Linked DNA regions of Homo sapiens: region 1 is linked to region 2. Evidence: chromatin contacts called from ENCODE Hi-C or POLR2A ChIA-PET data. All regions are on one chromosome and are shown on one strand. Each heading gives the region's core, a stretch centred on a gene start or an enhancer-like site at or near the end of the contact. The rest is flanking DNA. Distances are from core to core; before and after follow the strand shown. Region 1 overlaps LPP (LIM domain containing preferred translocation partner in lipoma). Region 2 has its middle 25 kb from the start of TPRG1.

Region 1 (4,037 bases), core at 787-3,286, 800 kb before region 2:
AGCTAGAATTTGGATGCTGCCAAATTGTGATGACTGCCACATGTGTGAAGCTAAAGCTTAGCACCTGATGACCCACTGTGAGTGTGTGGGGGGGCCAGAAGAGTGAAAGGCAGGTCAGAGATGGAAGACGCCTCGGAGTTTCTCAATGGCAGTACCTTCACCTTGCAGATGCAGAAATGGAGGTGGTTAGAAGGGGTAAGACTTACTAAAATTCACACAGCAGGTTAATGGCTCTCTGAGAATAATGGCAAAACAAGAACAAGGCTTTATACCAGCAATCTACAGTAGTATCTACTTTTATTTCCTACCTTTCCGTTGGCATATACTCACACTGATAGGCTTGACAGGCAGATAAACCTGTATTTGAAGGTCAGCAGGATTAGTTGTGTGGCCTTGGATAAGTTACTTGATTTACTTGGGTCTCAGGTTTGTTGTCTGTAATAGAAACCATACCCTTTTTCTTTTCTTTCTTTCTTTTTTTTTTGAGATGGAGTTTTGCTCTTATTGCTCAGGCTGGAGTGCACCGGCATGACCTTGGCTCACTGCAACCTCTGCCTCCTGGGTTCAAGCGATTCTCCTGCTTCAGCCTCTGTAGTAGCTGGGATTACAGGCATGAGCCACCACGCCCAGCTAATTTTTTGTATTTTTAGTAGAGACAAGGTTTCACCATGTTGGCCAGGCTGGTCTCAAACTCCTGACCTCAGGTGATCCACCTGCCTCAGCCTCCCAAATTGCTGGGATTACAGGCATGAGCCACCGTGCGTGGCTGAAACCATACCCTTTTAACAGGACTATACCAGTGTACTGTTCAATATACAGAAATACTATCACCCATCTGATTAATAATCCTTATCACAGCCCAATGAGACAGGCACAGATGTTCTGCTTTTCAAGATTCTATTTCCTAACTTCATCTTGACAGTTGTAAGTCTCTTGCTTCTCAAAGTTTGGTCTGAGGACCGGAAGCATCAGCATTACATGGGAGCTTGTTAGAAATGCAAATCTCAGATCATACTCTAGAACTTCTGAATGAGAATCTCTACTTTAACAAGAGCCCCAGGTAGTTCATATGCTCATTAGTGTTTGAGAAACATTCACTTCGGCCCTCGCCCTATTTCAAGGCTATTGCTGTGGTGTGCTGACAATGCCTGGCATGCTGCCAGCATTCTTGGGGCATGCTGTACCATGCCTTGAGATAGCGGGGTCCGGGGGGCGGGGATGCTGTGAAGTCACTCCTTGGGAATAATGGAAGACTGGGTTGAAGGGATCCAGCAGGCTTTATCTTTTTAACACCCTTCATTTCCTTAGAAGTTACTATTCAGAAGGGGTCAAACTGGGATTGGATTCTAAGTCTTTCTGATCCAAAGTCCATGTTCTTTTCATTAAACCACGATGTCTCAGTCAAGAGGAATGCTGGGTTGTGGGTGATAACTGTTCATTCCCTGTAGTGTGAATATTTCCACACTGGCTGCTTTACCCTATTACTCAATTCCTAGAGGGGAAGAATTTTTTTAAAAAAATTTAAAAAGCCTGAGTTGAAAGCCAGGATCCTGCAGCTTAATCAGTTATTTTTGCTTTTTAATGAGGGTGACTATTGTGAAATAAGTAATTATTAATTACTCAAAACTAATGAAATATTTTAGTTTCCTTGCTCAAAAAGCATATGGATGCTAAAAGAAAGCATATGGGTGCTTTCTGGGAAGCATATTGGTGAATGGACAAATTACAGTGGTGCCAATATGCCTTTGCTGTCTGGCTGGGGCCATCAAAACGTGTGCTGGCATCTGAGTCCTCGTGTGTTTAAAGGGATTTTTTAAAATTCCCATTTGATAAGTGCCTGGGGTTGCCTCTGGAGTTACACAGCGCTGTCTCATCAATCTTTCTGCCATGCTTTCACTCAGACATTACTGGCTGAGTATAAACTCGGTATAAACCTTTGCTGTAAGTAGCTTCTGTGGCTCTTTCTTTCCAGATGCCTCCTATCCTCTGCAATAGGTTCAGTGGGCCTGCCCCATGGATGGCACGTATGGAGACTTTGTCTATACAACATTTTACCACAGTGGTAAAAGCAGTAGCCGAAAAGGTGGCAGCACTGAGACCTGTTTGCTCCATCAGGGACTCTGTCTGAGGCCCTCGGCCAGCTGTTGAATTGCTGCACTGCAAATTTCTTACTTGTAAAACTGGAATGATAATACCAGTGCTCCTGAGCTCACAAGCATGCTGTTCATCCAATTTGCAGTCCATGCCCTTTGCTCTTCCTCTCCTTTCCTTCATGCCTCTTCTCCTTTGCTGCACGTTCAGCTGGTCTAGTAAAAAGCTTGATGGATTTGGAGGTGGCTGAAACCATTTTGCTTGCTCTGGGGATTGCACACTTCTGAGCTTGTCAGAGGCAGGCAACATGGCATGTTTTAGAAGATACTTGGCTGAGTGTCCACGAACTGTGGCTCTCAGACCAACGTGACTTAGTAATCATTTACTCAACACCTACAAGCAAGGTAGCTTGCTAAGAAATTGAAGGAGGGAGCTGGCGGGTCTGTGGAGGTGAGTTTGATTCAGGGCCAGTCAAGACTTGGTGTGATGTGTGAGCTCAGTAATTATACTTTGAGAGAGACAGAATTTGGAGAACTCTTTCCTATTGGAGGTTTCTTATAGAACTAGGGACAAGAGCTGGCTTTGAAAGATTATTAATTGGACTTTGATAAGATATTACAAGGATTTGAAGAGTAAGTCTCTGTCAGGCAAAAACCAGCTTGCAGTGGGACTCGGAAGCAGGCAAATATCAGGCATGGCTGAAGAACTGGGCATCAATCACAGACATGTGTAGCTGAGAGAAATCACTTCCTTTTGGTGAACCCTAGACTCTATCTGCAAAATATGAGCTTTGAACAAGATAGTTCTCAGGAAGCCTCAAGAACTCTAGCTGAAATTCTACAAAGTCTCTTATCACACAGCCAGGTTATCCACTTAGCAAAATCCTGGCACTAGAATAGCAGCAATGGAGCAAGGCCTGGGACCCAGGTGTCCTGCCTCTATTTTATATTCTTCTTACTGTCCACAGAGCATTATGATGAAGATAGGTGGGGTGGACATTATTATTCTAGTTTTTAATGTATGAAACATAGGATGTTAAGGGAATCTAAGACATAAAACGAATAAGAGATTTAACTATCCCAGATATTGATCACCCTTCCACCACAGAGGGCCAGCTCTTATAAAATACACCCCTTGCCATTTTGCCTGTGTGGGCCTTGCTTTCCTGCCTGAGGAACCAGCACGTACCCCTTCTCCCACGAAAGTCATCCCTGTCTGCTCTTTGGCTCTGGAATTCAGTCTTAGCAATGGACTTTGTTTTATAATTAAACTTTATTTTGTATTGCCATCTTTCCATGTTTCCACCCCCATCTCATCCCTCATACATATTTTAAAGGCTTTGAATTTAAGGATTACTTTCTGCTTCTCTGAGTTCCCTGTAGCTCCTGGCACAGGGCCCCAGACATAGTGCTCAGTAGAGAAGCAAATGACTATGTTCTGCAATAGTTTTTCTCTCTGCCTATTGCTTGTTTCTGAGATGGATATGAGACTTATAGGCTTAAAGAATTTCGGAACTGGAAAGGAAGTTAAAACCTATCTAGTCCAGCTCCCCCACCCCAGGGAAGAAATGACTTACTTAAATTTGCCTGCATAGTTAGTGGCAGTTCTGCAAATCGTGCCCACATCTCACCAAGCATTGGAGAGATGGTTGGCACTTGAGTCTCTTCTTAGGACTCTACAGGCTCTGTCTGGAGTCCTTGTTTCTATGAAGACCACTAAGAATAAAGGTAATACAGGTGCTGCTGCTGCTGTATTAAACAGATGGAAAGAAGTAGACATTCATTGTATGTCTGTTATGTGACAGGCCTTGTGACAGGTGTTTTCACATAGTTTAGCTTGGTCAGTCATCAAAAGCTAGAATTCCCATTCCTCCATGAGGGAGACAGATTGTTTCTAAATAGGACATTTAGCAGAAGCTCTTTCCTGTAAGCTCTGAAAGGCACTCG
Region 2 (4,428 bases), core at 1,702-4,201:
GGTGGCAGGCGCCTGTAATCCCAGCTACTCAGGAGGCTGAGGCAGGAGAATCATTTGAACCCAGGAGGTGGAGGTTGCAGTGAGCTGAGATCGTGCCAGTGCACTCCAGCCTGGCAACAGAGGGAGACTCCATCTAAAAAAAAAAAAAACATGCCAAACTAAAACAAAAATCAAATACCATAGACTAACACAAAGAGATGGCGTAATATAGTAAGGAGAAAGAGTTCTGGCATTGGAGAGAGAATGGCCTAACCTTGCAGCTTGTCTCTGACCCCTTGACAGTGAAGTAACATTGAACAGAGACTTACTGTTTCTAAGAGTTCAGTTCCATCACCTATAAGGTAGCAATAGGGTTGTTTGTGATTCAGATCAGATGAGAATTGAAAAAGAAGTGTGTCAACAGCTAGTATCATGCTTGGCACACATTTTCAATAAATTAATAGCAATAACATTAATAATAACAGCAAATTAATATCTAAAATGATCTAGAACTTCTAGAACACAGGACTGAAAACAATGAAGCAAATCTGAACTTAAAAGATATGCGTGGAGATGATATTGGAGGTATCAGGACCATATTTATGACACTCAAGCTGCTAAGAAGTGATTAACACATGTCAGACACTTCAGAAAGTACGTTAATGATGACTTAATTATCTGTGTGTGCTTGAGAAATCACAAAGGAGAATCTTATATTGATATTATATGTGTCTGATATCTTCATATATATGAATGGCTGCCATATTGAAGAGAATATGCATATCTTTATTTGCATTTTTCTAAGAGAAAGCCAGGCTAAAATTGGTAGTAGTTAAAAAGGGAGACAATCTGGATAATATTAAAACCTTTTTCTGTAATAGTCAGAGCTTTACTATCATTGATCTGTGTGGCTTGTGGAACAGGAGACCCTTCATCACATCAGCTGGTTTTCCCTGTACTGAAAAACCAGGCAGTGTTGGTTGCATGATGAATGTATTAAAGCTTTGTTTATGCATTGCCGTGACTAAAGATCAGTTTCATGTTGGGCAGTGAGTTAAATGCTGGTGGCCAAAGGATAAAGATGTGACCTCCACCTTCAGTTAGGTCACAGTTAGGAAGAGAAGGCGCCCGTAAGTCTCTCTGAGGGATCTGAGGAAGACTTAGACAATTACTAGGAATTTTCCAGGCAGATATTCCATTTAAAGAGAGTAGCCAGTGTCAAGGTTAGACGTATGAGACATCATAATGGATTCTCAAAAAAACAAATGTTGTTGGGAGTAGACTTTTCCAGGAAGGCAAGGACCTGCAATGCCCTGTACAGAGTGTCAGGGACTCAAGACGCCTTCCCACTCTGTCTGTTGTATCTTGTACATACCCATGTTAGAGCACTGATCCCCCATATTATAATTGCTGTGGATGCATCTCCTCAACACACTACAAGTTCCTTGAGGGCAGAGACCATGTTTTATATATTCTTGTATCTTCACTGCTTACCCTGAGCTATCCACAGTTTACATACTAAATAAATGCTAATAAATAAAAAAGTAATTAAATGAAAGCAATATGCATCTCATTTAAAAGATGAGTTTTGGCATGATTTAGGAAGAGGTGTTTGGTTCTTAGAGGTTTCCAAAGCTGGGCTGAATGTAACACCAAGAATCATTTCTAGAGAGTTGTGCCTTTTCCACAGTACTTCTGCAAATGCTAATGCTATTATTTAGTATATGGACACAGGTACTGCACTAAACACTTTTCCTGCCTTATCATTTAATCTGCACAGCGTCCCCTCTGGGGTCCACATGTATTTTCTCCATTTATTGATAAAGAATTTAAGATTTGGAGAGGCTAAGTAACTCATCCAAGGTCATAGATTCAGGGAGTGACACAGCTGGGATTTGAACCCCGGTCTGTTTGACTCCAGAGCCTGAGTCTTAACCACTACACTATCTACAGAAGGAAGAGGAGGGAAGAGTTATCCAGTGATCCCATCTCCAGGGTAGACCCTTGAGATTCCCTGTGAATTAAAAGAGACTTGCTTAGTTAAAAGAAGCTGAGCTCTCCAGAATCTTTCGGCCTCACATTCTAATATAACCTCTGCTCTAGCAGTGGAGAAAGAGAAAATCCATAGGGGTAGGATGAGTTTAGAGGACCTGGAGCATTGTGGATGCAGGTGGATATGGCAGCCACCCCTCCCTGCTCTCTACCTGTAGCACTACTACACCAGCAGACGCAACACTTGGTTAGAGAGCAGAGGAAATTACAAAATAGCCATGTCGGAGGCAGAAAAGAAGTGGAAATTGAGACTCTTCTTGCCTTTGAATGTTTTGTATCGTCTGGGAGACCCACTGGGATGTTTCTTTTTGTTTTTCCTTTCGACTAGGATGTCTTCCATTTGGAAGCCCCTTTGCTTCTAAGAAGTTCCAGAGACCATCCCAGGCCCACAGGTAAGGAGGCTAGGGCGTACCTCTAAGTTCTATCCTGGAAGAGAGGGAAAAGTGACCTGTAGGTCTCCGGCCTGAAAAGCACAGTGCTGTCCAGTGGAACCCAGGGGAGATAGTGATTTTAAAAGCAAGCATGGAATGCGTGGCTGACTTTTGCTTGTTGCTTGAGTCTGGCAGATGGGGGTGGGCAGGAGGTTAAGGAACTTCAGCAGACGCCAGCAGTCAGTGGATGTGGGTGGTCGTTCTTCCCAAGTGCTGAAAAGATGGTCACCTTGCACTTGTGAAGATAAAATTCAAACCTAAGTTTCTCTGTCTTGGAACACAAACAGCATAATCCTTTCTCAATCTTCGAGAGGAGTGTTTTCAAAAAGTAGCAGCATATAGGGAATACAAGGCTGCCTAAGGTTCTGATTCACAGATGTGAATTCTGCCCAGTCAAAAGTCTTGGTGTTTGTAGGATTTGTTTGTCTGCAAGGACAAAGATGAAAGGCAAGTTGCTATAAAACCTTTCTGCTCCCTCCTGATTGGTAAGCAAAAATGTCCACACACTGCCATCTGGTGGGCACTACTGGTCACTGTCGTTTTAATGGGAAAGTTTAAAGTTTACTCTAAACTTAGAAGGGGCCAGGCAACTCCTAGTCTTCAGCAAAACAGCAACGTATAAAACACAGTTCCTGGCTGCAAAGGGCTCACAGTCTAATGGAAGAAACGGACATGCCCAACACGTGGTTACAACTGAATAAGTACTATTTTAAGAAAAGGTGCCGAGTGTTATCAAAGCAGAGGACCTCTCTCTGGGAGTTTAGGGAAAGCCACCTTTGAGCTGAGTCTGGAAGCATGCCTCGCACTGTGGCAAAAAGGAGGAGAAAGTTTATTTTAAACAAGGGGCACATCATGGGTCATTGCATGGTGTGAGTTGTTAGTTCAGCCTGGCTGGTAAGTAAGGAGCATGGCAAGAAGCTATAGAAAAAAGGCTGGGAAAAGTTTAAGCCAGACCATGAGAGGCCTTGACTGCCTGACCCAGGCAATGAATCGGCTCTAGATTATACAGCCAGAATATAAAGGATTCAGATTTGGGTGGTAAAGCAATATGAAAAACAAGTGTCGGTACACACGCTTTTCAAACATTTGGAACTCTCTCATTACTTGAAATCACCTGTGGAAACCCACTATGTGAAATGGATAAAACCATAGTTCTTCTGGTCAAAGCAGAAGTGGGGATTCAGAGCCCGAAGAACTTCCACCATCCCATTTCTCCCGTTCCTGGAACATGCGGATGCCTTTGGGTAATGCCTAAGGCTCAGCAGACTCTTGCTTGACACTGCTGCTGTGGGCGATTGCTTGACCTAATGTGACTATCTCTGCTCTGGTGTTAGCACCAGCTTCGTCCTATCCCTCCTATGTCATAGGTATCCATAAAGTAGGTTCTAGATCTTTTTCTATCTCAGCGCTGTTCTCAAGATTCCATTTATGGTAATCTCTATCTTATTAATAAATTAACGTTCCCAAACAATCTATATGACCTGGTCCCTGGCCCCTAGCTTTATATTGCTAACGGACACGTGTAGGGAGGTGGATAGAAAGCAGCCATCTCTGCAGTGTCTGTTAAGCATCACTGTATGCTGTCTAATGTATTAATTCATGTTAAGTATCTACAGCATATGTGCAGCACAGATAATCTATGATGGAGTTATGAGAAGTTGTTTGATCTTACTCAGGGCACGAAAGTTGTTGCTTTCATTCCAAGAACAGCACTCTGAGAAAGCATTCAAGAGCTTTCTGATGAGTGGCTGAGTTATCAAGATCTCTAGGACTTTCTGTTCTGTGAAGACATGGAGCTTCTAGATGGCATTTGCCACCAGAGGAGAGATGTTAAGAACTGATGAAGAGTGACTGGTCCCCTGATGGGCAAAGACTGTTTTGTTTCAGCCAACGTGGTTATCTTCTGCCCTCTTCAGAACAACACTTCTAGAGGCAAAACACAAATTCCACCCACCAAACAGCATTT

What was found. A loop is a pair of places that touch in the nucleus more often than their neighbours do. ChIA-PET counts read pairs that join two places held with the same protein, here RNA polymerase II (POLR2A).
Region 1: a loop to region 2 is called in a map of naive thymus-derived CD4-positive, alpha-beta T cell, with 2.6 times the contacts of the local background. The contact joins two enhancer-like sites. A Hi-C loop is called at or near these places in 2 of 168 maps with a recorded cell type or tissue (PC-3 and naive thymus-derived CD4-positive, alpha-beta T cell). POLR2A ChIA-PET finds 5 or more read pairs at or near these places in 1 of 52 experiments (WTC11).

Annotation. Positions count from the first base shown.
Region 1 is chr3:188,347,680-188,351,716 of GRCh38, forward strand. All of the region lies in intron 3 of LPP (LIM domain containing preferred translocation partner in lipoma), which reads left to right. Among named protein-coding and RNA genes, the nearest start is that of FLJ42393, 170 kb to the left of the region's middle. Within about 2 kb of position 2,037, at least 22 of the 41 ENCODE cell types and tissues checked have a DNase peak (open chromatin) inside an H3K27ac peak, as active enhancers do.
Region 2 is chr3:189,145,225-189,149,652 of GRCh38, forward strand. It overlaps a transcript of TPRG1 not described here. Among named protein-coding and RNA genes, the nearest start is that of TPRG1, 25 kb to the right of the region's middle. Within about 2 kb of position 2,952, at least 4 of the 41 ENCODE cell types and tissues checked have a DNase peak (open chromatin) inside an H3K27ac peak, as active enhancers do.